3 separate regions of the Homo sapiens genome follow, and regions 2 and 3 are each linked to region 1. The links are chromatin loops, found by intact Hi-C in ENCODE. Cell type or tissue: K562. All regions are shown on one strand. Each heading gives the region's core, and the rest is flanking DNA. Links, peaks and the distances in the headings are about the cores only. Region 1 overlaps MICU1 (mitochondrial calcium uptake 1). Region 2 overlaps P4HA1 (prolyl 4-hydroxylase subunit alpha 1). Region 3 overlaps ECD (ecdysoneless cell cycle regulator).

What was found. Hi-C counts contacts between places; a loop is a spot of excess contacts. Peaks named below come from ENCODE experiments on the same cell type or tissue, not always from the same donor. Only the 100,000 strongest peaks of a DNase experiment are listed, where the experiment ranks them.
Region 2: a loop joins it to region 1, with 10 times the contacts of the local background. A loop is called at or near these places in 43 of 110 quality-filtered maps.
Region 3: it touches region 1 in a loop (8-fold over the local background); 34 of 110 quality-filtered maps call a loop at or near these places.

The regions. Positions count from the first base shown.
Region 1 is chr10:72,358,643-72,368,984 of GRCh38, forward strand. It overlaps MICU1 (mitochondrial calcium uptake 1), which reads right to left. Exons shown (of 12, transcript NM_001195518.2): 12 at 8,698-9,713. The coding sequence ends at 9,553. Among named protein-coding and RNA genes, the nearest start is that of DNAJB12, 8.9 kb to the left of the region's middle. In K562, for the core only: a CTCF peak has its summit at 5,813 (motif pointing right); a DNase peak (open chromatin) is centred at 5,819.
Region 2 is chr10:73,057,019-73,067,360 of GRCh38, forward strand. The region is part of intron 5 of P4HA1 (prolyl 4-hydroxylase subunit alpha 1); the gene reads right to left. Among named protein-coding and RNA genes, the nearest start is that of P4HA1, 35 kb to the right of the region's middle. In K562, for the core only: a CTCF peak has its summit at 4,227; a DNase peak (open chromatin) is centred at 4,223.
Region 3 is chr10:73,154,454-73,164,795 of GRCh38, forward strand. It overlaps ECD (ecdysoneless cell cycle regulator), which reads right to left. Exons shown (of 14, transcript NM_007265.3): 2 at 9,280-9,497; 3 at 5,981-6,098; 4 at 2,115-2,202; 5 at 1,822-2,000. The coding sequence starts at 9,484. Among named protein-coding and RNA genes, the nearest start is that of ECD, 8.4 kb to the right of the region's middle. In K562, for the core only: a CTCF peak has its summit at 4,796 (motif pointing left); a DNase peak (open chromatin) is centred at 4,808.

The sequences.
Region 1 (10,342 bases), core at 2,343-10,342:
CATTGTCATATATGCTGTCTGTAGTTGGCCAAAATGTTATGATGTGGTGCATGACTCTACTTCACACTGTGAAGAAGGCAATCAAGTAGAAAAGAAAGTCTGTCATTTTCTTGTGTTAGGGAACTGGATTGTGACTGGCCAACTACTGACGGGTGAGCCCTTCTCTTTTCCTACAATTCATATAAAATGACAAAGTCCTATTTAAATTGTGGGTCAGTGCTTTGGCTTGATTGGCAGGGTCCAGATCAGTAACGATGTGGAGAAGCGGGCTGCTTGTGGTAGGGGCCCTTTATGCCTTATTTTTGCATTCTTCTCCTTGCCCCCCTCTGCTGCTCATCTTGGTCCCTAAGCTGTTTCTTTCTTTTTCTTTTTTTTTTTTTTTGAGACAAAGTCTTGCTCCATCGCCCAGGCTGGAGTGCAGTGGCGCGATCTTGGCTCACTGCAACCTCTGCCTCCCAGGTTCAAGCAATTCTCCTGTCTCAGCCTCCCGAGTAGCTGGGACTACAGCCACATGCCACCAAGCCTGGCTAATTTTTGTATTTTTAGTAGAGATGGGGTTTCACCTTGTTGGTCAGGCTGGTCTGGAACTCCTGACCTCAGGTGATCTGCCCGCCTCGGCCTCCCAAATTGCTGGGATTACAAGCATAAGCCACCGTGCCCGGCCACTGTTTCCTTTTGCTTTTTTTTTTTTTTTTTTTTTTGAGATGGATTCTCACTCTGTTGCCCAGACTGAAGTGCAGTGGCATGATCTCAGCTCACTGCAACCTCTGCCTCCCAGGTTCAAGCGATTCTCATGCCTCAGCCTCCTGAGTAGCTCAGATTATAGGCATGCATCTCCATGCCTGGATAATTTTTGTATTTTCACAAAATACAAAAAGTGGAGATTAACAAAATGCAAAAAGTAGGGGTTTTACCATGTTGGCCAGGCTGGTCTCGAACTCCTAACTTCCAGTAATATGCCCAGCTCAGCCTCCCAAAGTGCTGGGATTATAGGTGTGAGCCGCCACACAGGGCCTCCCTAAGCTGTTTGTTTTCAGAAAGGCTGTGCTGTTTCAGAAGGGATTATGAACTGACCCTGAAGGCTGGTCTAAGGAGCCCCTGCCTTTCTTACAAATCTGAGTCACACTGGATGTCTTGCTTTTGGTCCTGAGGCTAATTTGACTTTTTATTTGTCCCTCTCAGTCCAAAGGCCAGGAAAGAGAGACACCCCGCCTTGCTCAGGTCATGTTAAACATTATAGTCCCTGGTCTTGGAGCTGGTATGCTAGGGATGACTTGGGAACACTCTCTCCTTGATGATCTTTGAAATCAAGATGTCATGATTTTGATCTAAGGGAAAAAACTGGAAACATCCATTCTGACTAGCTGGGATCATTGTATCTGTGGGTGGATGGGGCTTAAAAAGAGAGACAAAGCCTGGGCGCCGTGGCTTATGCTTGTAATCTTAGCACGTTGGGAGGCAAAGGTGGGCAAATCACTTGAGATCAGGAGTTCAAGACCACCCTGGCCAACATGGTGAAACACTGTCTCTACTAAAACTACAAAAATTAGCTGGGCATGGTGGTTCAACCCTGTAATCCCAGCTACTTGAGAGACTGAGGCACGAGAATTGCTTGAACCTGGGAGGCAGAGGTTGCATTGAGCCGAGGTGGCACCACTGCTTTCAAGCCTCGGCAACAAATGGAAGAGACAGTCTCCAAAACAAAACAAAACAAAACAAAACAAAAAACCAAAACTTTTCATTGCCACCTTCACAGATATCCAGAAGTCACTGGAAAAAGGAATCTACCAATGAATCTCAGCATCTCCTCATTTTGCTCCTAGACCTAAAACCACCTTTGTATTGGGTGACCACCAGCCTCTAGATTTCTCTCCTCTGGGGATACCAAGAATTCACAATCTGCCTTTAACATGCTTGTATTTCCCATTGTACCTTCCCCATCTTTACTGAGCCAATGCTTCACCTCACTCGTATCTATATGCCTGTTGGCTTTAATTCTTTCCTATCTGTCCAAATCTAATTTATTCTTTAGGGCTTGGCTTAAACCCTATCTCCTCTGTGTGAGAGAGAATTTAATGGTCATATGTCTACATGGAAAGCCAGGCACTGTGCAGAGATTTAGGGATTCAGAGATGCACCATGAATAAGGACAGAACCTGCCATCAGGGAGCTCACAGTCTAGTAAGGGAAACAGATTGGAAAGAATGACAGGGTACTATGGTAAGGACAATGGGACTGTGTAAACTCCAGCAGCTCAGAAGACACAGTTATCAGTTATGTGTGTAGCACTGGGAAGGTTTCCTGTGGGAGATGACATCTGAGCCAGGGTCTGAGGCTGAGAAAGGGGCTTCTTCAGGAACTCCCCCTGCTTTGAACTCCCATAGCACTTATTAAGCCCAGACCCTCCATGGACTCCCACTTTCACTGCCTTTGCTTGCAAGTTTACTTACATTCTGTCTCCAGCTAAACCAATTTGGAGATCTTGCCCGTGTTCCCCATGGTCTGAGCACAGGGCCCTGATACCTAATAGAGGCTCATACATATTTGTTAAATGAATAGAATAAGTTAATCCCACAGACAGGTTTTTCTCTCCTCACATATTTTATCCAGAGCTTCCCTGAGCAAGTCAGGGGGCTAGATTCCTTCCTAAGGCTTCAGGAAGAATGGCCAAGTCGTGGAATATGCCCCACTTCATGGCCTTTGCTCTTTTACTCCCTGGCTCCCCAGTGTCTCTTTCTGCCTCCAAATGTGACCCTGCAAGGCCTCTTTATAAAAAAAAAAAAACAACTCCAGGCTCCAAAATCTCTCCCTCAATAAACTACCCTTTTGACTAAGCTATGGTATATAATGGAATACCATGCAGCTGTGGGGATGGCTGAGAATGAGACCTCAACGTAGACACCTTTTTTTTTGAGACAGGGTCTCATTCTGTTGTCCACGCTGGAGTGCAGTAGCACAATCAAGGCTCACTAAAGCCTCAACCTCCCCAGGCTCAAGCGATCCTCCCACCTCAGCCTCCGAAGTAGCTGGGATCACAGGCACATGCTACCATGCCCAGTTATTTTTTCGTATTTTTAGTAGAGATGGGGTTTTGTCATGTTGCCCAGGCTGGTCTTGAACTCGTGAGCTCAAGCGATCCTTCCTCCTTGATCTCCAGAAATGCTGGGATAACAGACATGAGCCTCCGCACTCAGTGGATGATTCTGGAATCAAATACCGGTGGATTCCCAATATTTGATTCTGGAACTATGTGGATGTTTACCTGTTTAAAAACTGTATTAAAAACTGTAAACAAAAAAACAACCAAGGTAAACCTCACATTGAAGATGATGAAAATAATTCACCCAAGACTGAATAACTGATAGGTAATTGGATTTTCACTTTGAGCTTCAATAAATTATTTGTTGAATGAACATGTGAATATTCCCCCACTGCACCTCTGGACCCCCACTTTAGTCCCTTGCTCTCTCCTCCTCCCTGGAGAAGCCTTCTACACCTAGGGAGAGCCAGAGGCTGGACACTGGAGAGATAAGGGCACAGGCCAACCACAGCCCTCTGTACTGACCCTGGTCTGTCTCCTGGATATCCCATCAAGTACAGGCTTTTTGGTTAAAGTCCTTGCACTTTGATGATTTCTATTTCCAGTTTCCCTTGGGGGAAGAGATGGAGCTGGTATTAATATTTTACAGTTGGGAAAATGATCTGGATATTTCATGTGTTCATGGTCAGTTGACCTTGAAATTGAAGGAACCCAGGTTTTGGGGTTTCTTTTTGAGATGGAGTCTCGCTCTGTCACCCAGGCTGGAGTGCAGTGGCGCAATCTCGGCTCACTGCAATCTCCGCCTTCCGAGTTCAAGCAATTCTTCTGTCTCACCCTCCCAAGTAGCTGGGATTACAGGCTCCCGCCACGATGCCTGGCTAATTTTTGTATTTTTAGTAGAGACGGGGTTTCGCTATGTTGGCCAGGCTGGTTTTGAACTCCTGACCTCAGGTGATCCGCCCGCCTTAGCCTCCCAAAGTGCTGGGATTACAGACATGAGCCACCAAACCTAGCCGCTTTCAGCATTTTAAAACTGATTATAAATCTCCAGCCTGGATCACATGCCAACCTGGATGCAGGCAAAGCCATCATTTTAAAAATCAAAGCTCATTATGTCATTTTCCTGCTTAAAGCCCTTCGGTGGCTTCTAATTATCATTAAGATAAAAGTCCAAACTCCTCATTGGGGATTATAGGGCCCTACAGAATCTGATCCGTTTTTTTTTTTTTCTCCCTCATATAAAGCCATCTGGGTTTGGTACTTTTTGTTGTAAGTAGATTTCTAACTACTGATTCAATTTATTAAGTCTGTTTAGATTTTGTTGCCTTGTGTTTTTTTGGTAAATTATATTTTCTAGGAAACAATCAATTTCAAATTTATTGGTATAAAGTTCATAGTATTATTACTTTTTTTTTTTTTTTGAGATGGAGTCTCACTCTGTCGCCAGGCTGGAGTGCAGTGGCACAATCTTGGCTCACTGCAACCTCTGCCTCCCAGGTTCAAGCACTTCTCCTGCCTCAGCCTCCTGAGTAGCTGAGACTACAGGCGCATGCCACCATACCTGGCTAATTTTTAGTACAGACGGGGTTTCACCATGTTGGCCAGGATGGTCTCGATCTCTTGACCTTGTGATCTGCCCGCCTCAGCCTCCCAAAGTGCTGGGATTACAGGCGTGAGCCACCGCGCCCGTCCACTTTTTTAAATAAACAAAACCAAGCCACTTCCTCTGCAAGCCTGCCTTGAACTCCCAAGTCTGCATTAGATGGCCTTTGAGACAGGGTCTTGCTCTGTCACCCTGGCTGGTGTGCAGTGGTGTAATCTTGGCTCACTGCAGCCTCAACCTCCTTGGCTCAAGCAATCTTCCTGTCTTAGCCTCCTGAGTAGCTGGGACTACAGGCGTGTGCCACCATGCCTGGCTAATTTTTTTTTTTTTTTTTGTTTAGAGACAGGGGTCTCACTGTGTTGCCCAGGCTGGTCTTGAATTCCTGACCTCAGGTGATCTGCCCGCCTTGGCCTCCCAAAGTGCTGGGGTTATAGGTGTGAGCCACTGCGCCTGGCTCCTGCTCTTCTAAGTGTTCTTGTAGCAGCCTGTACTTAACTTTATGGCTTATTTTCTGTTTTCCTCACTAGAATGCAAACTCCTTGAAAACCTTGCTTAGTGCTTGGGTCCATGGTAGGCGATCAGTAGAGTTGTAGAATGAAGAGAGTGAATTATACCTTCTTAATTCCTAGGAAGAATTCCCATTCTTAGGACACAGAGAACAAACAATACATCATGGGCATAAATAGCTCTTTTCCTTTGCGCAATTACATTCAGATCCCTAGTATCACTCTTTTTTCTTTTTTTGAGATTGCTCTGTCGCCAGGCTGGAATGCAGTGGCGTGATCTCGGTTCACTGCAACCTCCACCTCCCGGGTTCAAGCAATTCTCCTGACTCAGCCTCCCGAGTAGCTGGGATTACAGGCATGTGCCACCATGCCCGGCAAATTTTTGTTGTATTTTTAGTAGAGTTTAGTAGAGTCTGTGCTAATCTGTGCTAGCCAGGATGGTCCCGATCTCCTGACCTTGTGATTTGCCCACCTCGGCCTCCCAACAGTGTCACTCTTTATGGTTATGATCCGTCTCTGGCCGTTCATTCCACTCCACTCCATGCGACTCAGGTCCCTGGGGAGGCCTATTTTCTGGAGTAGGGCTGGGTCTAGGCTGGAATCGCGCAGCCTCCCCTTCTCTGGCTCTGGGCCAATGAGCCCTTGCACGGAGCCTTCTTGCCAGCAGGTGGCACTTGAAGCCTGAAAGCTAAACCAGACCCTGTCTCCTCCTCCTTCCTGTTCCGTTTCTTGAGAGAGCACATAACCCTGCTTGGGCTGTGCTAAGGCTTGCAGTCAGATGCCCTCGCCACGGGGCTTGACTCCTGGCTCCCAAGCTGCCGTGCCTGCTTCCTTGCCTGGATGCAGTCATTGCCTGGACCTCTCCTTTGCCTTAAGAGTCCAACAGGGTTATAGAGCATATGCTCTAGCCAGAACTAAAACTAGGTGGGGCACTTAACGATTGTGTACTCACATTCTTTGTTTTTGAGACAGGGTCTCACTCTGTCGCCCAAGCTGGAGTGCAGTGGTGTGATTTCAGCTCACTGCAACTTCTGCCTCCAGGTTCAAGTGATCCTCCCACCTCAGCCGCTGGGACTACAGGTGTGTGCCACCACACTCGGCCAATTTTTATAATCTTTAGTAGAGATGGGGTTTTGCTGTGTCGCCTCAAATTCCTGGGCTCAAGCGATCCTCCCACCTCGGCCTCCTATAGTGCTGGGATTACAGATGTGAGCCACCATGCTGGATGAGCTGAGTCTTGGAGGAGGGGAGGCTTATTCTATCTAGGTTAGAAGAAACAATCTGAATAAAAACCGAAGCAGAAATCAACCCTGTGTGTTCCCATATGCTCCCCAGCTCATCAAAAACTCTGCCTACTAAAATCGTCTCAGGCTGCTCACATGTCACCTTGCCTGAGGACTTTTTCCTTGGGGGACCTTGGTCTCTTCTGGGTCTTAGCTTGTACCTCTCACCTGCACATTTAACCTATTGTGCCAAAGTGCGGCTGTCATGTCTTCTTGAGCACCTGGACCACCCTCTGCTTCCTCAGGCACTCCTAGGAGCTGGTGGAGTTCATTTGGAATTCCATGTACCTGTGATAGGTACCCTTGACCCTGGGTTTCAAGATGTTGCATGTGAGATCCTGACCCTCTCCTGCCATGCTCCAGCTTTCAGCTTTAGCGAGCCCAGGCCAATCAGCAGATCTCTTGTAGGGAAATGAATGTCCCACAAAGGCCGTGAATGAGACTCCTCTTTCAGGCTGGAGAAAGGAGGGTCAAAGGAAAGAGTGATTTTAGGATTCGGGGACAAATTTAAGAAAAGCTCACATTTTGCTTATGCCCCAGGCCTGGAGCAATGAGAAGAGCAAAGCCTTTGCTTTGATACCAGGGACACCCCAAGAGGGGAAAGGTGGCAGACAGATGATAAGATAGGAGAGTGGCCAACTCCTTTGAGAGATAATCTGATATCCCAGAAAGGATGTTAAAAGTGAGGTTGTGGCCTGGTGTGGTGGCTCACACGTGTAATCCCAGCACTTTGGGAGGCCGAGGTGGGCAGAACACTTGAGGTCAGGAGTTTTGAGACCAGCTTGGCCAACATGGTGAAACCCTATCTCTCCTAAAAATACAAAAGTTAGCCGGGTGTGGTGGTGCACAGTGGTAGTCCTAGCTACTCAGGAGGCCGAGGCAGGAGAATCACTTGAATTTAGGAGGCAGAGGTTGCAGTGAGTGAGTCAAGATCGTGCCTTGGTAACAGAGTGAGCAAGACTCTGTCTCAAAAAAAAAAAAAAAAAAAAAAAAGGAGGTTCTTAAACTGCTCTGTAAATGCTGGGGTTAGTACCTTCCCAGTGGAGCCACAGGTGCAGAGCCAGGCCTCTGTTCTTCTCTGGCTGACAAGCACTCCCTACTAACACATTCAGAGCAGCCGCCTCACAGGAAGGGCCGAGTTTTCGGTATGGTGGTTCTATGATGTTGGCCGTGCCAAGGAGACATGCCAGGAAGCGCTACCTGGAGGTTCTGGGGGCTGCAGGCATTTTGGAGGAAAGCTGAAGCAGAGGCTTTGGGACCTGGAAGAAACCTCAAGGCTCCTTTAGCCCATCCCTAGCTGTCATTTTATAGATGAGGAAACAGGTGGGAAATGACTTGCTCAAGACCACACTGAGTTAGTGGCAAAATTGGGTCCACCATACAACACTGGTTGTTATGGTTCTTTTTTTTTTTTTTTTTTTTTTTGAGGCAGAGTCTCACTCTGTCGCCAGGCTGGAGTGCAATGGCGCGATCTTGGCTCACTGCAACCTCCGCCTCCCAGGTCCAAGTGATTCTCCTGCCTCAGCCTCCTGAGTAGCTGGGATTACAGGCACATGCCACCATGCCTGGCTTTTTAGTAGAGACAGGGTTTTACCATGTTGGTCAGGCTGGTCTTAAACTCCTGACCTCATGATCTGCCAGCCTCAGCCTCCCCAAGTGCTGGGATTACAGGCATGAGCCACTGTGCCAGGCCGGTTGTTATGGTTCTTAAAACTTAGGTCCTTATGGTGAAATGCATAGGGTAACGTGGCAAAACTCGTCTCTACAAAAAATACAAAAATTAGCCAGGTGTGGTCGCGTGCACCTATAGTCCCAGCTGCTCAGGAGGCCGAGGTGGGAGGATGGCTTGAGCCTGGGAGGCAGAGGTTGTGGTGAGCCAGGATTGCGCCACTGCATTCCAGCCTGGGTTGCAGAGCGAGACCCTGTCTCAAAACAAAAGCAAAACCAAAAAACCCCACACAACTTAGGTCCACCATACTAGATGATTCCTCACATACTCCCCATCTTAGTTCTTTACTGTGGGGCATGAATAAGCAAGGACTGTGTACCTTGGCCCAGAATGAAATGCTAACCAAACTGTGCGGGGACAATGCCACCACTAACCTCCAAAAGCCCTCACTTTTTGTCTGTGCCTAAAGCTGCTCTTCATCAGAAAGAACCAGACTCTGGTAGAAAGAAAACAGGTCTGCTTCCAGCAAGATCTCAAATCCAGTGGGGACATAAAATGAAAAGGGCCTAGAGGACCCTAAAATAAAGGAGACAGGGAACTTTGGGGATGTTTATTGCAAATGGTTATAATTTAAGTGATATTTACAATTGTTTAAGACAGAGGGCAAACAGGCTCTGAGCCAGGCCTCAGCTTTAGAGGCCCATCCTGGAGAGGAAATGGCACTTGCAGGGAACATGAGCTCAATCACTATTGCTCACTAAGCACAGGGTCACACTGGAGTCATCTTAGGGAGGCTGCGAGGAAGAAAAGGGAGTGCACAGAGCCATGAAGCAACTACTTTAAATTCTGAATCTTGCTGTGTTCCCACTGAGCATGCTGCCTTCCTAGAGCAGGCCTTGGAGCCATCCCAGGGACTAACACAGATCCTTCCTGGGGCGCAGGCTTCTCACACTAGCGTAGGGTGCCTAGGTCATCCTCATCATTGTTTATCATCACAGACTTCTTTCTGCCTGCCAGATATCTTCCCTACTTGTGGCTTTAAAACACCAGCAGGAGGGAAGTCAAGGAATGTTCTTGTTAGTATAAATCCATAGCAAAAACGATTTGAGAACTGGATGCTTCCCAGGGTTGGCAGGTGTGTGGATGGTTCCCTGAATTCTTTATCCACAGGATGCTTGAATGGGTGGTGCTGTTGAGGCTGACAAATGTCTGAGCTTTACAGACTTGTTCATGTTTTTGAGAACCTATGGGGATACTCATTGGGCAGAATCAGAGCCCAGCAGAACACGGGGACGGGGAAGGGTAAAGAGGGGAAACCGACAGAGTCCTGAGGTCATCCCGGGAGGAAGGGGGACTACTTCCAGAAGCAGCAGCACAAAGGGCTCTGCCGAGACTCTGCGGAGGGGGTCCAGGGTACTGGGGGTGGAGGGGTCCCCTCTTGCAGTGTGGGGTTACTGTTTGGGTAAAGCGAAGTCCCAGGCAGTTTCCTGTGCACATTTCCACATGGCCTGCATGAGGCGAGTGAAACCCATGTCTTTGGGCTTTTCCAGGCCTCTCATCAGCCGTTGCTTCATGATGGAAACAAATTCCTTATTGCTCAGTTCGCCATTGCCTAGAGGAAGAGGCAAAAACAACAGGGATAAGTGTTGGCCTTGGAACAACACCACTGATATAATTCCATTGTCCACACAAAGTGGATTTCAAAGCCCAGACATTCTCCACAGCCAAACTCAATTCTCTTATCCTAGAATTCATTAGTTTATTCCTTCCTCGATATTTCCAACTGCAACTCAGTGACAGTTCAGTGTAGTGTGACAAAAGTTGAATGAAAATACAGTATATGCCAGGTCTTGTGCCAGGTGTTTAGAACAAGGAGATAAATGAGCTTTGTGCTTTGTCCCTGGAAATACTTCCAGGCTGTAGGAGAGACAAATTATTATACCACAGTGTGGGGTAAACGGAGGATGCTATGGGGGGCACAGAGGAAGAATCTCCCACCCTGGCTGAGGGTAATGCAAATACAGATAGTAAAGGCTTCCTGGAAGTGACTCCTGAGTAGAATCTCACAGGATTAGCAGCAATTGGCCAAGTTAAGGGGAGATGAGGGAGGCATTCCAGGGAGGAGAAGCAGCATAAGCATGAGTACAGGCAGGATACAGCGTGGCTGCCAGGGAACTGCAAGTAGGCAGTTAGGTATTGCTGGACACTAAAGAAGCAGGTGCATGGGAAGTAAACTAAGGA
Region 2 (10,342 bases), core at 869-8,868, 700 kb after region 1:
CACTGCACTCCAGCCTGAGTGACAGAGCAAGACGCTGTCTCGAAAAAAAAAAAAAAAATAGATTAAACACAACTAAAAAGAAAATAATAAATCCAGCAGAGAGAGCTGAATAAATTATCATGGCATAAACTACCCAGAATGCAGTAGAGAGAGATAAAAACATGAAATGCTAGTTAAAACACAAAGACAAGGCCGGGCGCGGTGGCTCACGCCTGTAATCCCAGCACTTTGGGAGGCCGAAGCAGGCAGATCATGAGGTCAGGAGATCGCGATCATCCTGGCTAACATGGTGAAACCCCGTCTCTACTAAAAATACAAAAAATTAGCCGGGCGTGGTGGTGGGTGCTTGTAGTCCCAGCTACTTGGGAAGCTGAGGCAGGAGAATGGCATGAACCTGGGAGGTAGAGCTTACAGTAAGCCAAGATGGCGCTACTGCACTCCAGCCTGGGCGACGGAGCGAGACTCCATCTCTTAAAAAAAACAAAAACAAAAACAAAACACACACAAAGACAAAAAAACTAAAGTCTGTCTACTTGGAATTCTAGAAGAAGAGAACAGAAAGAATATAGATAAGATAGTATTTAAAGAGATAATGGTAGAAAAATTTCCAAAATTAAAATGCATGGAAGTTCAGATTCAGGAAACAAAGAATTCCAAGCCAAACAAAGCACATTTGAGGGCTTCTTAACAATGTGTTTCAAGGAGGAAAATTCCAAAAGGAAAGTCTGAGGTACAATAAAGAATGATGAAAAATGAAAATGGTATACATAAATGCCAGTCTAAATTAAAGAAAAGGGCTGGGCACAGTGGCTCACACCGGTAATTTGAGCACTTTGGGAGGCAGACGGACTACTTGAGCTCAGGAGATCGAGACCAGCCTGGGCAACATGGCGAAAGGCCGTCTTTACTAAAAATACAAAAAATTAGCCGGGCATGGTAGCACACGCCTGTAATTCCAACTACTGGGGAGGCTGAGGCACGAGAATCGCTTGAACCCGGGAAGCGAGGTTGCAGTGGGCCAAGATTGCACCACTGCACTCCAGTCTGGGTGACAGAGCAAGACTCCGTCCAGAAAAAAAAAAAAAAAAAAAAAAAAAAAAAGGTGAATAAAGACAACATTGATAGGGGTGAAACTAAGGGAAAAAAGAAAGGGGATGGTCATGGGACGCGCTCTAGCAGGGTGGCAATCTTTAGATGGTTATTAAGAAATGGGATGAAAAAAGTAGAAACTGATGGGTGTGAAGACAACAGTGACTCCATCTTGCATGCTAATCTACCATGTTCACTTTTGATTAACCTCAGTCCCACGAATGCCTGCTGATTTCTACTTTACTTGCTGTCCTTAGTGTAGGAACATGTACCCACTATAAATCCTGCCTTTAGAGCAAAGCAACCTTGATGTTATCACAAAAATTACAGGCTATGACACGCATAGCATTCTTGCCTGTTCTGGAGCTTGCCTTTGTCCCTACAGAGCATGTACATCCTTTCCCTATGACACTTAAGTCATGGGTCTGGGGACTAACGGTGCAGAGATCTACCTGTCTTGCTACTGCCCAAGACCATGCTTCCATCTCTAAGTTTCCCAATAAATCATCCTCTACTGACAATAAGTAAAAAAAACTGTAGAACCTCCACAAAATAGAGTAATAACACGTAGCTATAAAAAGAAATGAGGATTTCTATACATGAAGTAATGACTGGGGTATATCAATAAATTAAAGCACCAAAGTACATAACAGTATTTATAGTATGCTTTTTTTTTTTTTTTTTTTTGAGACGAAGTCTCACTCTGTTGCCCAGGCTAAAAATGCAGTGGTGCGATGGCTCACTGCAACCTCCGTGCCCCGCCGGGTTCAAGAAATTCTCGTGCCTCACCCTCCTGAGTAGCTGGGATTACAGGTGCCCACCACCACGCTCAGCTAATTTTTGTATTTTTAGTAGGGATGGTGTTTCACCATATTGGCCAGGCTGGTCTCAAACTCCTGACCTCAGGTGATCCACCCACCTTGGCCTCTCAGAGTGCTGGGATTACAGGTGTGAGCCACCACGCCCAGCCAGTACGCTATCTTTTGTGTTTATGTTGAGAGAATATAGGAGTAGATATATATTTGCTTGTATTTTAAAAAACTGGAAATAGTAAAACTAACAAAATGGTCACATAGAAAAAGGAAGGGAATAGGTTGAAAAGTATAAGAATGAAAGTGAGACTTCTATTAATGTACCTTATTAGTCTAGTTTGGACTGTCAAAGAATTTAAAAGTTTTACATAATTAAAAACAATAAATTGGCTGGGCATGGCGGCTAGAGCCTGTAATCCTGACACTTCGGGAGGCCAAGGCAGGAAGATCTCCTGAGCCAGGGAGTTCAAGACAACCCCGGGCAAAATAATGAGACAATATATTTAAAAAAAAAAAAAAAAAAAAAAAAAAAAAAAAAAAAAGGCTGGGCGCAGTGGCTCACGCCTGTAATCCCAGCACTTTGGGAGGCCAAGGCAGGTGGATCATGAGGTCAGGAGATCGAGACCAACCTGGCTAACATGGTGAAACCCCATCTCTACTAAAAATACAAAAAATTAGCCGGGCATGGTGGCGGGCGCCTATAGTGCCAGCTACTCAGGAGGCTGAGACAGGAGAATGGCGTGAACCCGGGAGGCAGAGCTTGCAGTGAGCTGAGATCACGCCACTGCACTCCAGCCTGGGCGACAGAGCAAGACTCCATCTGAAAAAAATAATAATAAAATAAAAATAAATAAAATAAAAAATAAAAAAAAATAGCCAGGTATGGTGGTACTTGCATGCCTGTAGGCCTAACTATTTGGGAGGCTGTGACAGGAGGATCCCTTGAGCCCAGGAGTTCAAGGCTGCACTGAGCTATGATCATGCCACTGCACTCCAGGCCGGGCAACAGAACAAGATATTGTTTCTAAAACAAACAAATGAAAACAATGAATCAAAAGAAAAAACGAGGACAATCCCTAAAAATCTGAGGAAATGAAATAAATGAACTCAACTGTATAACATGTTAAGGGCATAGCCACAAAGAGAAATGAATTACCTCAGATGTCTTTAAAACAAGATTTTGACTGATCATATCTAGAGTGATATATTTTAAGGATATAAAGTACAAAAAAACCTGTATTCAGTAGTCTTAATGTTATTAATAGTATGAATAAAATAGTATGAGTTAATAGTATGAATAAAAGAATAATCATGTTAATATCCTTAGGAACCAAATTTTCAGAAGAAAAGAGATATAAATATAAACCCTGTGGTTTTCAATTTGAACAATATGAACTTACATATTTCCTGTCTCTGTTTATGACAAACTATATAGCAATAATCACCCCTAGAACCTAGCTAGACTCTGCTGCTTAAATGTCATCCCTGTTCAAAGCAATCAAGCCTTGCCAGGCAAGGAGTGGAAAACCTGTAGTCCCAGCTACTCAGAAGGCTGAAGCAGGAAGATCACTTGAGCCCAGGAGTTCCAGGCTGTAGTGCACCATGATCGCATCTGTGAATAGCCACTGCACTCCAGCCTGAGCAACATGGCAAGAACCTATCTCTTAAGGGGGGAAAAAGAAGGGCCAAGGCTCATTGAAGAAATGCCTAGTTCCTACTCTGGAATAGAAACCTGGAAAAAAAACTGTGCCAGAAAGCAAGGAAGTTTCCTCTCTATCAAAGAATAATAACACAGTCAATTCAAAAAAACAAGCCTATCTAAAGATGCTCCCCACTGGCCTAAAATGGGATAATCTGAGATCAAAGTAATACTGAATAGGCTGAAATACAAAAAAAAAATAATAATATCCATATTCATGATATGTCATGAAAATTACAGATCACTACTAAAAATGGTTAGGACACCAACTCATTACTCTGAAAACTGATAAAGAAGACTAATTATAGACTTACCCTGCCTTTCCTATATATAGTTCAGGGTAACCAAATGGTTCATGAAGGATGTTCCTGTTTATAGAATTCCAGTTAATAAAAGTAAAAGGAATAATGGAATGAAAAAAATCATCATTTTGTAACCCCTAATGAAATAGTGGTTCTAGGCAATGATCATCAAAGGCTGCCAAAACCAGTAGATAAAACTTAAGGAGAACTTTATATGGAGGGATCAGGCTCTCATCACCTGAACCTCACTCATCAATCAGCATCATAAAAAGTGGGACAGGACATTAGGTGTTGGTTCACGCAGTTCAAAAGAAAGTTCATAGCGCCACCTATGGAGTTAATTTTAAAATTTAACTCGAATCTAATCAAGCCACAAGCTCTAACCAGTGTGTAGGAAACATAGGCATTAAAGGAACATGTTAACCACCAAAGTAGTCAACTCCAGAATGTGGAACATTCCACATAACATATGACTAGGTTTCCCCAGCTAACCAATGTCATAAAGAGAAAGAAAAAAAAGGAAAAGGGAATAAAAGGGACTTAACAGACATAATTTAAAAAAATACAACTGTAAAACAACAACTTTGAGATCACCAGAGAAATAATATTGACTGGGTATTAAATTATATTAAGGAAATACTGTCGATTTGTTAAGCAGGGAGATAGTAAGTGGTTATGTTACTTTTTTAAAAAGACCAGCTGGGCGCAGGTGACTTATACCTATAGTCCCAGCTACTTGGGAGGCTAAGGCAGGAGGAACACTTGAGCCCAAGAGTTCAAGGCTGCAGTGAGCTATAATGGTACCACTGCACTCTAGCCTGAGCAATAAAGTGAGACCCTGTCTCTAAAAAAAAATTAAAAATAAATTACAAAGACCTACTTGAGGCCAGGAATTCAAGACCAGACTGGGCAACACAGCAATAGCACATCTCTGCAAAAAATTTAAAAATCAGCCAGGTGTGGTGGCACGCACCTATAGTCCCAGCTGTTCAGGAGGCTAAGGCAGCAGGATGGCTTGAGTCCAAAAGTTCAAGGCTGCAGTGAGCTATGATCATGCCAATGCACTCCAGCCTGGCTGATAGAGTGAAATCTTGCCTCAAAAAAATAAATTTTAATAAAGACCTGATCAGTTAGATATGCATGTTGAATTATTTATGGATAAAATGACATGATGTCTAGGATTTGCTCTTAAAATACTCCAACAAAAATGACAGAAAGAAAGGGTGGAAGGAGTAGATAAACCAAGAATGACAAAATGTTTAAAACGTCTGGAGCTTGGTGATGGCATAGGTTCATTATGTTATTACCTTTATTTTTGTGTATGTGTGACATTTGATATTTTCCATAATAAAAGAAATTTTATAAATAATGGAAAAAGGAGAAAGTCATGTCCTACAGGGCTCTTTTTATGCTGTTACACAGAAAATCACATAGTTCCCTTTCTGACACTATAAAAAAAAAATGACAGGTATGTGAAAAAACAACAACAAGCCTACACAAGAAAATATGACTTCTCCAACAACATTTCTCTCAGAATATACAGTTCTGAGACTAAGTCAATATTATACTAGTATAATATTGTATTTGACCAGAAACTACTGGTCAAAGACAGACTAGCCTACATTTTCTCTGATAAAACACATAAAACTGTATATATTTATTAAGTGTCCGATAACATCACAAAGAAAACTGGTAGAGAAACAAACACAACAGTGGTTTCTTTAATAAATTTTGATTGAATACACTTCAAAGAGTCACTAAAATGCCCAGAACCGGACTTAGCTATAACCTATCCAATGGTGGTCACATATGTTTTTAAAAAGATGCTAACAGAAAAGGCATTTATGAGAAATAAATCAAAAGGAAGTAAAGTTATGGGCACGTTTTGCTAGTGATCAGACATTTGCAGACTACAGAAAAGCATGCCCTGGTCTGACAATGAGCTGTTGAATTCCAGTATCAAACAGAGTCCAAGCTTGGAGGTGTATGCACTGGAGGATCACATGACCCAATATAATCAAATATTCAAATCATACAATCATCTCCATTCACTTTTTTTTTCTGGCCCCATTAGTCACTTACAGGCAGTAACTGATTATCAGTATACTCCTAAAATGAAGATGAAGACCCACGTTTTGATGTTTTTCCCTTAAATAATTCTCTATCCCGCCTTCCACTCTAGGAAAGGATACTATCTTAGTGCATTTATGCTCCCATAACAAAATACCAAGGACTGGATAATTTATAAAAAAACAAATTTATTTTCTCACAGTTCTAGAGGCTGGGTAGTCCAAGATTCAAAGCACCAGCGGGTTCAATTGTCTAGTGAGGGCTGCTCTCCACTTCCAAGATGGCACCTTGTTGCTGCATCCTCCAGAGGGGAAGAATGCTATGTCCTCACATGGTGAAGGCTGAAGGGCAAGAGAGCTAGTGGCTGCATAAAGCCTCTTTCATAAGGGCCTTAAATCCCATTCCTGTAGGCCCCACCTCTTAATACCATCACACTGGCCATGAAGTTTCACCACCTAAATTTTGGATGGACATAGTCCAACAACAGCAGATGCTAAGAAACTAACTTCTTAATAGTTTAACATGAGTTAGTTCCAGAAACTAAAGATGCATATTAAATTTTGACAATGCTATTATTTTTTCGGTTACGAGAACTAGTAAACTGAGAAGATGAGCTCATAATGCAGCAATTATAAATGTTTCTCTTAGGGACATGCAAAACACATAAGATGACAGTATGCCATTAATCCACGCAGATAGCACCAATAATTTTTTTTACATGACTTGATATTCTGGCAACATTATTTGAACATGCATGGCAGAGATAGTAGAAGATTTTTAGCTATTCTGCTTTGGTAAAGTATTTCTGCTTGTCTTACTTACTGATCTATTAACAATATTAAAGGCAGACTGCCTGGGAATCTGATTTTAAAATAAATCAAAAGTAATGCAGCATTTGAAAAGGAAGGCTGTTTCCAAAGTAGAGAACATGAGAAGAAAAAGTAGGCAAGAAAACAAAGAAGAAAATGAAATAAGGAAAGTGGTATGGGCAGAAAAAGACTGTAAAAAGCTTCATATAAAAAGCAAACCGAGTTTGATGAGAAACAAGAATAAGTTGTAAATTCCTTTGGTTCAAAGGAAGAGGCATGGATGACTGACATGAACATACCAAATTGAATATAATAAACCAAATTGAAAGTAAACTAACACTAAAGAGTCTTTTAATTTATTGTCACAATAGAAACTATAATATCAGGCCAGGTACAGTGGCTCTTGCCTGTAACCCCACCACTTTGGGAGGCTGCGGGGTGCGGGGGGGTGGATTGCTTGAGCTCAGGAGTTCGAAACCAGCCTGGATAACATGGCAAAACCCTGTCTCTACAAAAAATACAAAAATTAGCTGCTTGTGGTGGCACATGCCTGTAGTCCTGGCTACTTGGGAGACTGAGGTAGGAGGATCACCTTAGCTTGGGAGGTTGAGGCTGTAGTGAGCTGTGATTGTGCCACTGCACTCCAGCCTGGGTTGATAGCAGAGTGAGATCCTGTCTCAAAAAAATAAAGAAAATAAAGAAAATAAACTATAATATCATAGGCACTATAGGAAAAACATTATTTAGAAATACATTTTTAGCTAGACATAGTGGCTCATGCCTTTAATTCCAGCAGTTCGGGAGGCTGAGGTGGACGGAACACTTGAGGTCAAGAGCTGAAAACCAGCCTGGCTGACACGGTGAAACCTCATCTCTACTAAAAATAACAAAATTAGCTGGACATGGTGGTGGGCACCTGTAATCCCAGCTACTTGGGAGGCTGAGGCAAGAGAATCGCTTGAACCCAGGAGGCAGAGGTTGCAGTGAGCCGAGCTGCGCCACTGCACTCCAGCCTGGGTAACAGAGTGAGACTCCATGTCAAAAAAGAAAAAGAAATCGATTTTTATGGTTCATCCGTTAAACTGAGAGAGACATCATCCGTTAAACTGAGAGAGACACGTAATCCAAAAATTCTTGCACTTCACAAGAACACTTAATGGATCAAAACTTAATTTGTAAGGGATAATTATGTTTAAAATGCACACACTTAGAAGTTAATGTCCCACCTCTGAGGCAGTGTGGTACACTGATAGCTGAGTGAGCTCCAGAGATGTCTGGAGAATCTACTGTTTGCTATAGTTACCTTATTAACTTACCAAGACAGTGATGCAAGTGACCAGAAGGGTGAACATTCAACTTCCACATGAAGCAAATTGAATTTTGTACATATGACATTTTCTATTACTGACCCCCACCCCCTAAAAAAAATCACAGCTTAAAAAAAAGCATGATATCTTTGGCAGATATGGATCTATTCAACAAATCAGGGTTGGGAACAAACAATCTGAAAACTGAAGGAAGTCCTTAAGAACTATAAGGACAACACTGATGTCAAAATGCATGTAACCTATCAGATTTTTCATTAAAATACCAACAAAGCATTTCAAAAGATAGGCCCAAAGAGGCAAAAGAAACAGATGAAACTAATCAAGGAGTGATGTGGCATCAATATAAATTCACTAAGCATTTCTCTGACTTTTTTGTTTGAAGAAAATTTAAAATACATGCATCCTTCCTCCCTCACCCCCACCATTTCACACCCAGATTGCTAAAATTTTTAAAGTCTGACAAAACCAAGAGCTGGCAAGGATATGAAGAAATGGGAACTCTCATACAATGCTGGTGACAGTATAAATACATGCTCTGGAAAGCAATCTGGCCACATCTGGTAAGTATGATGAAAAACCAAATACCCTATGATTTCTTATACCCTAAGAGAAAGCCTTGCACGTGAGTACATGGCCACAAAAAGAAATCAACAAAGATGTATCAAACTTCATTTGATAAAGCAAAAAATTGGACAAAATCTAAATGTACATCCATCCACAGAAGAATGAATAAATAATGTTATACAATACCACATTAGCAGTTAGATGAATCTGATCAACACAGATAAATTTACTGAAAATATTAGGTTAAAAAAAGGTTGTAGAAAGATACATAGAGTATGATGTACTATTGACATAAAATTTAAAAACACAATACAATGGAAAATATATATGATAAAGTATAAAAAGATGACAGGATACGCACCAAGTTCAGAATAGTCATTACCTCTAAACAAGGGAAGGTGCACAAGAAGCCTTCGAACACATTTGTGATATTTGACTATTAACAACAGAAAATAATCTGGGTTGGGGGAGCCTAAAAACTCTTATGCTAGTATTCATGCTATTATTTTTACCACTTATAGGGTATAATGTGATTAGGAAATTTCAGTTATTCTACTTATAAGGAATTTGCCTGAAAGAAAAGTCAATAAGAACTAGCCCAAAACTGTGATAAAAGAGGAAAAAAGTCAACAAGGAGATAAAAAGCACCTGAGAAAGAATGAATATTGCCCCTAAGACTAAACACAGTGAAATCAGGGTTAAATAATATTCAGGACCATTTTGATGGGAATATAATCATTTTTTAAACAAAACACATATAGTAATCTAAATAACATTTATTACCCACCACCACACATTTGGGAGGCTGAGGTGGGATGTTTTCTTTTTTGCTTTTTGTTTTTTGAGATAGGGGTCTCACTCTGTTGCCCAGGTTGGAGTGTAGTGGCGTGATCACAGCTCACTGCAGCCTTGAACTCCTGGGCTCAAGTGATCCTCCCGTGATATGGTTTGGCTCTGTGTTCACACCCAAATATCACCTTGAATTTTAATAATCCCCACCTATCAAGGGCGGGACAAGGTGGAGATAACTGCATCATGGGGGCAGTTCCCCCATGCTGTTCTTGTGACAGTGAGTTCTCATGAGATAGGATGGTTTTATAAGCACCTGGCATTTCCCCTGCTGGCCCTCATTCTCTTTCCTGCCACCCTGTGAAGAAGTGCCTTCTGCCATGATTGTGAGTTTCCTAAGACATCCGTAGCCATGCGGAACTGTGAGTCAATTAAACCTCTTTTTTAAAATAACTTACCCAGTCTTGGGTATTTCTTCATAGCAGTGTGAATACATCCCACCTCAGCCTCCCAAATAGCTAGGACTACAAGCAAGCACCACAACACCCAGCTAAGTTTTCATTTTTTTGTAGAGTCAGGGAATTGCTATGCTGCCCAGGCTGGTCTTGAACTCCTACCCTCAAGGGATCCTTTCCACCTTAGCCTCCCAAAGTGCTGGGATTACAGGCATGAGCCACCATGCCAGCCCTATTTTGTTAAATGGAATCTATCCAGTTGATGAAGCCAGAAATTCCTATCAAGTACATCATCAAATTCTACTATTCTACTCTAATAAGTAGCTTGATAATCTATCCACTACCACCTCTTACTTAAATATTTGCAACAGCCTCCTCCCTGGTTCTTCGTCCCTTGGCCCCAACCCAATCTCCATTCGGCAGCC
Region 3 (10,342 bases), core at 912-8,911, 790 kb after region 1:
ACAGGTAACATAATTACTTTCATTTTACAGTATATAAATACCTATAATTCTTATACCATTCACATTCTTTTTGACATCTCTTTGTTCATCAAGAGCAGTACGTAGAGAGTGACAAGAGAGATGAAAAAAGATACTGTATATACACTTAAGAATATACGAGAGAGGGAAAGAAAAAAGTAGGAAGAAATGGAAAATAAAGAAAAGGGATTATTGTAGCTCTATAAAAACAAAACAACTTTGGGAGGCTGAGGCGGGTGGATCACGAGGTCAGGAGATTGAGGCCATCCTGGCTAACACGGTAAAACCCCATCTCTACTAAAAATACAAAAAATTAGCTGGGCGTGGTGGCATACGCCTGTAGTCCCAGCTACTCGGGAGGCTGACATAGGAGAATCGCTTGAACCCGGGAGGCAGAGGTTGCAGTGAGCCGAGATCACGCCACTGCACTCCAGCCTGGGCGACAAGAGCAAAACTCCATCTCAAAAACAAAACAAAACAAAAATACCTATTATACTTTGGAATAAAGATAAAATCAGAGTTTATTCTTCTAAAAGAATGGTACAAAGTATGCTGAAGCTAAAAGAGATTTTTATTTTTTATTTATTATTATTTTTGAGACGGAGTCTCGCTCTGTCGCCAGGCTGGAGTGCAGTGGTGCAACCTCGGCTCACTGTAACCTCCACCTCCCTGCAACCTCCACCTCCCAGGTTCAAGTGATTTTCCTGCGCTCAGTCTCCCAAGCAGCTGGGACTACAGGGGCCTGCCACCACGCCCGGCTAATTTTTTGTATTTTCAGTAGAGACGGGGTTTCACCATGTTGGTCAGGATGGTCTCGATCTCTTGACCTTGTGATCCACCCGCCCTGGCCTCCCAAAGTGCTGGGATTACAGGCGTGAGCCACCGCGCCCGGCCAAAAATATTTTTAATATTGTTAATACCTGAATGGTGCTTAATATTTAATAGGCACCCAAATTTGAATGGATGAACGAATATGTAATTAGGCTAAGACCTTTCTTTTCTGAATAAAAGCTAAAGTTTTATTCAGAAACTGAATTCTGACATAGGTCAAAGAATCCCATATACAGACCCAGAACAACAGAAAAAACCTGAGCACCTTGTTTGTGCTCCATTAGGTTTCTACTTTTTTTTTTTTTTTTTTTTTTGAGATGGAGTTTCCTACTGTCGCCCAGGCTGGAGTGCAGTGGCGTGATCTCAGCTCACTGCAACCTCCGCCTCCCGGGTTCAAGCGATTCTCCTTGCCTCAGCCTCCAAAGTAGCTGAGATTACAGGCACCTGCCACCACGCCCTGCTATTTTGTTTTTGTATTTTTAGTAGAGATGGGATTTCACTATGTTGGCCAGGCTGGTCTTGAACTCCTGACCTCATGATCCGCCCCCTGCTCAGCCTCCCAAAGTGCTGGGATTACAGGTGTGAGCCATCGCTCCAGGCCCATGAAGTTTCTATTTTTAAAGGTCTCAAATTTTTTACCCATGGATATAGCTAATACTTAGCCACAATATCTAAGGTAAATAAATGCAAAAATATTGGGACAAGATTGTAACACTTCTGAATGGGAATTTAAAGATGTATCTGTTTCCTGATTTTAAAATCTGTAAGTTTAATTTACTAGTCTATTTCATAAAGAGGAATGAAGACAAAATGAAAATTAGCATTAATCTAGGTGAAAGGTATTTTATAGTCAAAGAAAGACTGATCAACTCCAACAGAGCTTTAAGGAAAACAAACAAAAATCAAAGAAAGACTGAACTACACGAAACCAAAAGGTTCCTTAATTAGCAATGAAAGTGATATTTTTCTTACCCTCTGATGCGCCTATTCACAGCAGCTCGTATAGATTCTGAAGCAAGTATTTTTTCTGAATGTGCTGTGATTATATTCAATGCTTGTGGAATTGTTGGGGGTGTGGTGGGTAACCAAGATTCTGCTCCAGATTTTCTTGGTGCAGGGATAATACACAATTCCCCATGGCAGAAAAATACCTGCAAACGGTACATTTCAATTTTCACAGTGGGCACTGGCAAACTGCAGGTACATATGAATGTAATGCAGCATGATTTCATCTCTATAAATTTTCTAAACTTGGGTATACTTACCCTATTGGTGCTATTTTCAGGATCCAGCCATTTAGGGAGAAAGTCAGCAGCTTCTATTAACAAGAATTCACCATCATTGTCTTCAATCCTAATGCAAGAAAATTTCCAATTTTGCATTCAAAAAGCATATATCTGCTAGTAACCAAAACAGTTTCATTCTAATACATTTTCCTCTTCATCTTAGTAAATATTTGAGTATGTACTATGTGCAGATGGCTATAAGAAAGCAAAATATTTAAGATAACATTAAGCACTGAAGGAGACTGTAAGATTGTAAGGAGGAGTTGAAGGTAGATATGATAAGGAGAGAAGATAAGCAATTTACATAAAGAAATATTAGACAAAAATATGAAAATATACGAAAGTACTATAGGGTTCCAAAAGAAAAAAAAGAAACACATAGCTGAGATTAGAAAAGCCTTCATGTAGGAGGTGTTATTTGGGCCTGAAAAGATAATTATTTCTGCCTCATTTGCATCACTTTTTTTTTTTTTATTTTGGAGACGGAGTCTCGCTCTGTCACTCAGGCTAGAGTGCAGTGGTATGATCTCGGCTCACTGCAACCTCCACCTCTTGTTTTCAGGCAATTATCCTGCCTCAGCCTCCTGAGTAGTTGGGATTACAAGTGCCCGCCATCATGCCCAGCTAATTTTTGTATTTTTAGTAGAGACAGGGTTTCGCCATGTTGCCCAGGCTGGTCTCGAACTCCTGACCTCAAGTGATCCGCTCACCTCAGCCTCCCAAAGTGCTAGGATTACAGGTGTGAGCCACCACGCCCGGCCCGTATCACTTTTTTAAATTTAATTTTTTAAAATAGGTTATACATTCACATGGTTACATTTTTTAAAAAAATGTATTAAAAGTTACATGGCCAGGTGCAGTGGCTCACGCCTGTAATCCCAGCACTTTGGGAGGCCGAGGTGGGCGGATCACCTGAGGTCAGGAGCTCAAGACCAGCCTGACCAACATGGAGAAACCCCGTCTCTACTAAAAATACAAAAAAAATCAGCCAGGCGTGGTGGCCCATGCCTGTAATCCCAGCTACTCGGGAGGCTGAGGTAGGAGAATTGCTTGAACCTGGGAGGCAGAGGTTGCGGTGAGCCGAGATCGCACCATTGCATTCCAGCCTGGGCAACAAGAGCGAAACTCCATCTCAAAAAAAAAAAAAGTTACAAAATAAAAAAGTCTCCCTCCTACTTTTGTCCCTATCTGCTCAACCCTACATGCATCACTGCTGTTTCTTGTATATCCTTCTAGAGTTTGCTTACACATAATCTAACTATAGAAATATATACTTGTATTTTCTCCCTTTTTTACACAAGACATGGCATATTTTATATACTGTTATATATCGTTCTAGCTCTATACTTCTATTTTTATTATTTTATTTTATTTTATTTTATTTTATTTTTGAGACAGAGTCTCACTCTGTCGCACAGGCTGGAATGTAGTGGTGCAATCACACTCACTGCAACCTCTACCTCCTGGGCTCAAGTGATTCTCCTGCCTCAGCCTCCCGAGTAGCTGGGACCACAGGCATGGGCCACCACACATGGCTAATTTTTGTATTTTTAGTAGAGATGGGGTTTCACCATGTTGGCCAGGCTCGTCTCGAACTTCTGACCTCATGTGATGCTTCCGCTTCGACTTCCCAAAGCGTTGGGATTACAGATGTGAGCCACCGCCCCAGGCCTACAATGTATTGTGTTCTTGAAACTTGCTAAGGCAGTAGATTTTAAATGTTCGCACCACACACAAAAAAATAAGTATGTGAAGTAATGTACGTTATGAGCTCAATTCAGCCATCCTACAATATATATGTATTTCAAGACAACATGTTATACATAATAAATATATAAAATTTTTATTTATCAATTTTAAAAATAGGCTGGGCGCAGTGGCTCACACCTGTAATCCCAGCACTTTGGGAGGCTGAGGCAGGTGGATCACTTGAGGTCAGGAGTTTGAGACCAGCCTGGCCAACATGGTGAAACCTTGTCTCTACAAAAAATACAAAAATTAGCCAGGTGTGGTGGTGCACGCCCATAGCCCCAGCTACTCAGGAGGATGAGGTAAGAGAATTGCTTGAGCCCGGGAGGCAGAGGTTGCAGTGAGCCGAGATTGTTCCACTGCAGTCCAGTCTGGGCAAGAGAGTGAGAGCCTGTCTCAAAAAAATAAAATAAAATAAAATAGAGCACAGTGGCATGTGCCTGTAGTACCAGCTGCTTGGGAGACTGAGGCAGGAGGATGGCTTGAGCCCAGGAGTTCAAGTCCCGCCTGGGCAAAATAGTAAGACCCCGTCTTTAAAAAACTAAATAAATAATAAATAAATTTAAAACATTTAAAAATTTTAAATAAATTTATTTAAAGATAAAAATAAAATGAGTTATCGCTTAGATTTACATCCTGAAATATTTAAGGATCAAATGACAGCTACAGATGAAATAATAATGACCATGAGTTGGTAATTGTTGAAGCTGGATAATGGGAACATGTGGGTTCATTCTTTCTACTTTAATGTATGTTTAAAATTTAAATAATAAGTTTTCAAAGGTTTTTTTCTCCCTTCTATTTTGTTCTGTTGGGAAAGAGGTTGAGTGGGTAAAAAAAGATCAGAATTTGGGTGCTGACTAGGAAAACTAGGACAAAATATAAGTGGGCGGAACGCCCTCTGCTGGCAATACGTGGTTAATTACAGAAAACCCAGGTCCCATTTTTAACGTAATGTTACCTACTTTGCTTCCTATACAATTGTGTTCACTGACTTCTCTTTAAATTGTTTCTGTGTATGATTTCTCAAAAAATATAGCTATGGTCTAGTACAGGAATACATATTTAAAAATACGTGAAATATGTGTGTATGTGTATGAATGGAATTTTATTTTTCAAAGATCCACAAGGAATTTAATGGTGATTACTTCTGGGAAGCAAGAGCAGTAGAAACCTTTGTATCTTTTGAATTTTGTTTACCACATGTATTTGTTTTTTCATAATTAGAACTTTAAAAAGAAAACCTAAAATAAGTAGGTTTTATTTGAAATCTTTTGGAAGTTGAACTCTTTGACAGTACTTTAATTTTTTTTTTTTTTTTTTTTGAGACAGTTTCACTCTTGTTGCCCAGGCTGGAGTGCAATGGCGCGATCTCGGCTCACCGCAACCTCCGCCTCCCAGGTTCAAGCAATTCTCCTGCCTCAGCCTCCCGAGTAGCTGTGATTACAGGCATGTACCACCATGCCTGGCTAATTTTGTATTTTTAGTAGAGACAGGGTTTCTCCATGTTGAGGCTGGTCTCGAACTCCTGACCTCAAATGATCCGCCTGCCTCGGCCTCCCAAAGTGCTGGGATTACAGGTGTGAGCCACCGCGCCTGGCCGTGTACTTTAATTCTTTCTCAAGAAAAGGAAGCCACAAGAGAAGAGAAAGAAAACACAGATATGGCTGGGCGCGGTGGCTTACGCCTGTATTCCCAGCACTTTGGGAGGCCAAGGTGGGTGGATCACCTGAGGTCAGGAGCTCCAGAGACTAGCCTAGCCAACATGGTGAACCCTTGTCTCTACTAAAAATACAAAATTAGCCAGGCGTGGTGGTGCACGCCTGTAATCCCAGCTACTTGGGAGGCTGAGGCAGGAGAATCGCTTGAACCCGGAAGGTGAAGATTGCAGTGAGCCAAGATCACACCACTGCACTCCAGCCTGGGTGACAAAGCAAGACTGTCTCAAAAAAAAAAAAAAAGAGCACAGATACTATTAAAATCTGTACAATTTCCAGCAGACTACAGGAGAAAAATAAATTACTAAATAGATAAAAATGTAGTCACTTTGTTTCAGTAATAGAATTCCTTTAGAATAATTAAAATAACTACAATACCTTGCTACTAACTCTGGAAATTCCTTTGTGATCTGCTTTATTACATAAACAATAAACCATTCATCCTCAATGTTATCCCCAAACTTTGTCACGCCAAACATATGAGCAGGAACACCTCCTAAAAACAAGAGAAAAGCAACCATGTAACCAGATAAATTTGTTACTGCAAATAAAATGCACATAATCATTCAACTGAATACACATTCATTGACTGATTGCTCTAAGTACTGGGGAGCAGGGGTTGCAATCCTGAAGAAGAAGCCTACTCCTGAGGAGCTCAGGGTAAAACAAGACAACCAAATGATCTCAAAACAAGATAATGAACTCTAGAACAGGAGTGTGCAGTAACGGCTATGTGAGTATAAAGGAGGGGATATCTGTGCTATGCTTGCCTGGAGGAATGACAAGAGGTGAGCTTTCCAGAAAAATGGAAAAGTATGTGCAAAGGCACAGAGGCATGATGTATAGAGTATGTATGTATAGAGTATTCTGGGAATACCAGGACGCTAGATTTGGATGGAGCAGAAGTTTTCAAACATGTGCACTATTCACAAACACATGGAAACTAAACAACAACACACTCTTGGAATAAATCACAGGGAAATTAGAAAATATCTTGGGACAAATGAAAATGAATGCACATCATACCAAAACTTAAGGAATTCAGTGAAAGCAGTGCTAAAAAGGAAGTTTGTAGTTGTGAAAGATCTCAAATCAACAACCTATACCTCAAAAAAAAAAAACAAAAACTAAACCCAAACCTAGCATAAGGAAGGAAATAATAAACATTACAGCAGAGAGAAATATAGAGACCAGAAAAAATAATAGAAAAACAAAACAGCTGAGTTGGGTTTTTTTTAAAAGATTGACAAACTATTAACTTGATTAACCAGGAATAAGAGCAAATACTCAAATAACTAAAATCGGAAATGAAAGAGGGGACAGTACAACTTATGTCATAGAAATAAGAAGGATAAGAGAATTCTATGAACAATGGTATACCAGTAAGTTGGATAACCTATAAGAAATTGACAAATTCCTAGAAACACAACCTGTCAAGACTGGATCATGAGAAATACAAAAATCTGAACAGATCTATAACTAGTAAGGAGATTGAATCAATAATCCAAAAGCTCCTAACAAAGAAAAGCTGGCTTCACCGGGGAATTCTTCCAAACATTTAAAGAATTTGACACCAATCCTCCTCAAAATCTTCCAAAAAAATAAAAGGGAGGGAATTCCCAAATTCCTTCTGAGGCCAGCATTACCCTAATACCAAAGCCAGACAAAGACAATATGAGAAAGCTGTAGATCAATATCCCTGATGAGTATCAATGCAGAAATCCTTAACAAAATATCAGCAATCTGAATTCAACAACACATTAAATAGATTATTCACCACGACCAAGCGAGATTTATTCCTGGGATGCAAGGATGGTTCAACACACGAAAATCAATGTACAGTTAATATCCCACATTAACAGAATGAAGGTCAAACAAGTGCATTACAGAGTGTCTCAAGAGCTGCCATGGCAAACAATAGGTAGAAGAACAGCCCAACCAACTCTTCTTCTCCCCACCCCAGATCTCAAGTTTCTTCAACTAGAGAACTCCAATTAAAGTAACTATTTTTGTCTATATTAGACTTTGATTTAAATTTCATCTTGAAGCAATGGGAACTACTGAAGGATATTAAGCAGGAGAGTGACACAATCAAATTTGTGTTTTACAAACATAACCAGCAACAGTGTTAGGAACTAGAAAGACAGGAACCAGAGAGGTAAGTTAGGAGGCTGTTGTTGTTTTCCAGATGTAGAGATAAAGAGGGTCTACACTGAAGCCAAATAGATGTAGAGAAGGGGTCATATTTTAGAAGCATTCAGGATTTAGCATCTGACTGAACATGGTGAAGTGAGGAACTGATTATGATTTTGAATTACTGACTAGCTTGGATAACTGGGTGGATGGCAATGCCATTAAACAAGATAAGAAAACAGTAAAAATGGTTTTCTAGAGGATGGATAAAGGGTTGGTTTTAGATGTGCTACACCAATGTGACAGTGTTCTTGCCAATAAATATCATATGTATTTCAATGAATAAGAGTTCAATAAAATTAACAGTAAGATATGTAGCAATTGTTGCCAAAAGATAACAGATACGCACTAAACTGAGAGTATCACAGTGATGTATACTTGTGATGTATACATGGGGGGTATATCTTGTGATGGTATCACAAGATGCCAGGCTCCTGATCCCAAATAAGACCTCACATAAGTCACTGTGTAAGGAGAGACTTGGTCACCTACCCATGATTTATTTTCATAAAACTATAAGAAATGATAGAACTGTAATGTGACCAGTTCCCCACCAGACTACTTAAGGGTATATGTCTGCTGCTTAAACTTCAAAGGCCAGCTGGCAAGCCAAAGCCATCATGCCTAGCAGAGGAGCAGGTCCTGAGAACCCAAACATTGCAGGGCATAGCTGGGAACATACCAAGGAAAACAGTGTCATTGCATATACGCAGTAGGCAAAGAGCCAAAAAATTAGCTTACTAGCAACTTAAATATGGGAGGTGGGGTGGATTTCTAGAGCTGTCCTGATGCTGCCCAGGAGTGTCTTGTCTGTAAGTCCTAATAAACTCATCTACTTGCCAAGATAGACCTGTCCGAGTCATTCTTTGGTCTCTCCGCTCCCTCCTAGTTTAATCCTGGGTTTTTCTCATAACAGGACAGAGTGCCATATTTTGCCAGAGGTCAGATCTCAAGCACCAACAACACAGGGAAGCAATGAAGAAACCTCAAAATGCTTGTAAGTGGCAAATATTAGTCATAAAGCCCAATTATTTATCTTTATAAGCTGGGCAGAGCCACTCAGATCCTCACCAAAATGGCTATATGAAACAAGGCAGCCTACCAAACACATCACCAAAATAAGGAATCCTGAGTAACAGCAAAAGGAACCATGATTAAAGCCAGATGCCTGAAACTATTTAGTATAGATACTTAGATACATTATGGCATAGTGTAGTAACTAAAGTTCAAAAGAATAGCCATGAGTTTAATAATGTTTAGTATATGCTAATTCCTAAGGCAAATTTAGAAAGTTTTCATTAATATGATTTTTTTTAAAAAAAAGCTTTAAGGCTAACTGAATATAGACAAGTATTACTCATCTAAAAAGTTTAGTGTATTAATCTCTTCCTGGCAACACTGAATGAAGCGTGGACTATTACACATCACTGTTGTCAGGATAACATTAAAAGTCACACTAATCCAAACAAGTAAAAGAGCCTTACCTTTCCCAGGTTTATATTTAAGATTGAAAGGCTGATTCTGCCAGATGTAGGGGACCAGCATAGGTGCAAACCGAGTGATTATTCTCTCAATGTACTTCTGAAGAATCTCTTTATGTTTATCTGAGTCCCTTGACTCATCTGGTATCAGGAACAGGCAGTACTCCACTGTGTCTTCCATCGTAGCAAGCTTCATGGTTTCTTCCATTCTTCTTTGAAAACTATGTTTAAAGTTCCAAAATATAAACCACATAGAACAATGCAGAAGTAACATCTGAACTCTTTTAGATGGTTCTATGAACACTGTTTTCTAAAATTTAGTTAGGCCGGGCACAGTGGTTCATGCATGTAATCCTATCACTTTGGGAGGCCGAGACAGGCAGATCACTGGAGGTCAGGAGTTTGAGACCAGCCTGGCCAACATGGTGAAACCCCGTCTCTACTAAAAATACAAAATACTAAAAATACAAAAATTAGCTGGGTGTGGTGGCATGCACCTGTGATCCTAGCTACTTGGGAGGCTAAAGCAGGAGAATCACTTGAACCTAGGAGGCAGAGGTTGCAATGAGCCGAGATCATGCCACTGCACTCCAGCTTGGGTGACAGAGCAAGACTCCAACTAAAAAAAAAAATAAATAAAAATAAAAAATAAAAAAATAAAATTTAGTCACATACCATCACCATGGTTTTGGCCTTAACCATACACCACCTACAGTAATATTTATTTAATTTTTTTAAACTTTATTTATTTATTTGAGATGGAGTTTCACTCTTGTTGCCCAGGCTGGAGTGCAGCGGCATGATCACAGCTCATTGCAACCTCCACCTCTTGGGCTCAAGCCATCCTCCCACCTCAGCCTCCCAAGTAGCTGGGACCACAGGTGCATGCCACCATGCCCAGCTAACTTTTTTTGTATTTTTAGTAGAGGCAAGGTTTTGCCATATTGCCCAGGCTGGCCTAGAACTTCTGAGCTCAAGCAGTTCTTCCACCTTGGTCTCCCAAAGTGCTGGGGTTATAGGCATCTGGCCTAATATTATTTTTAATGACCCTTTACACTTAAAACTT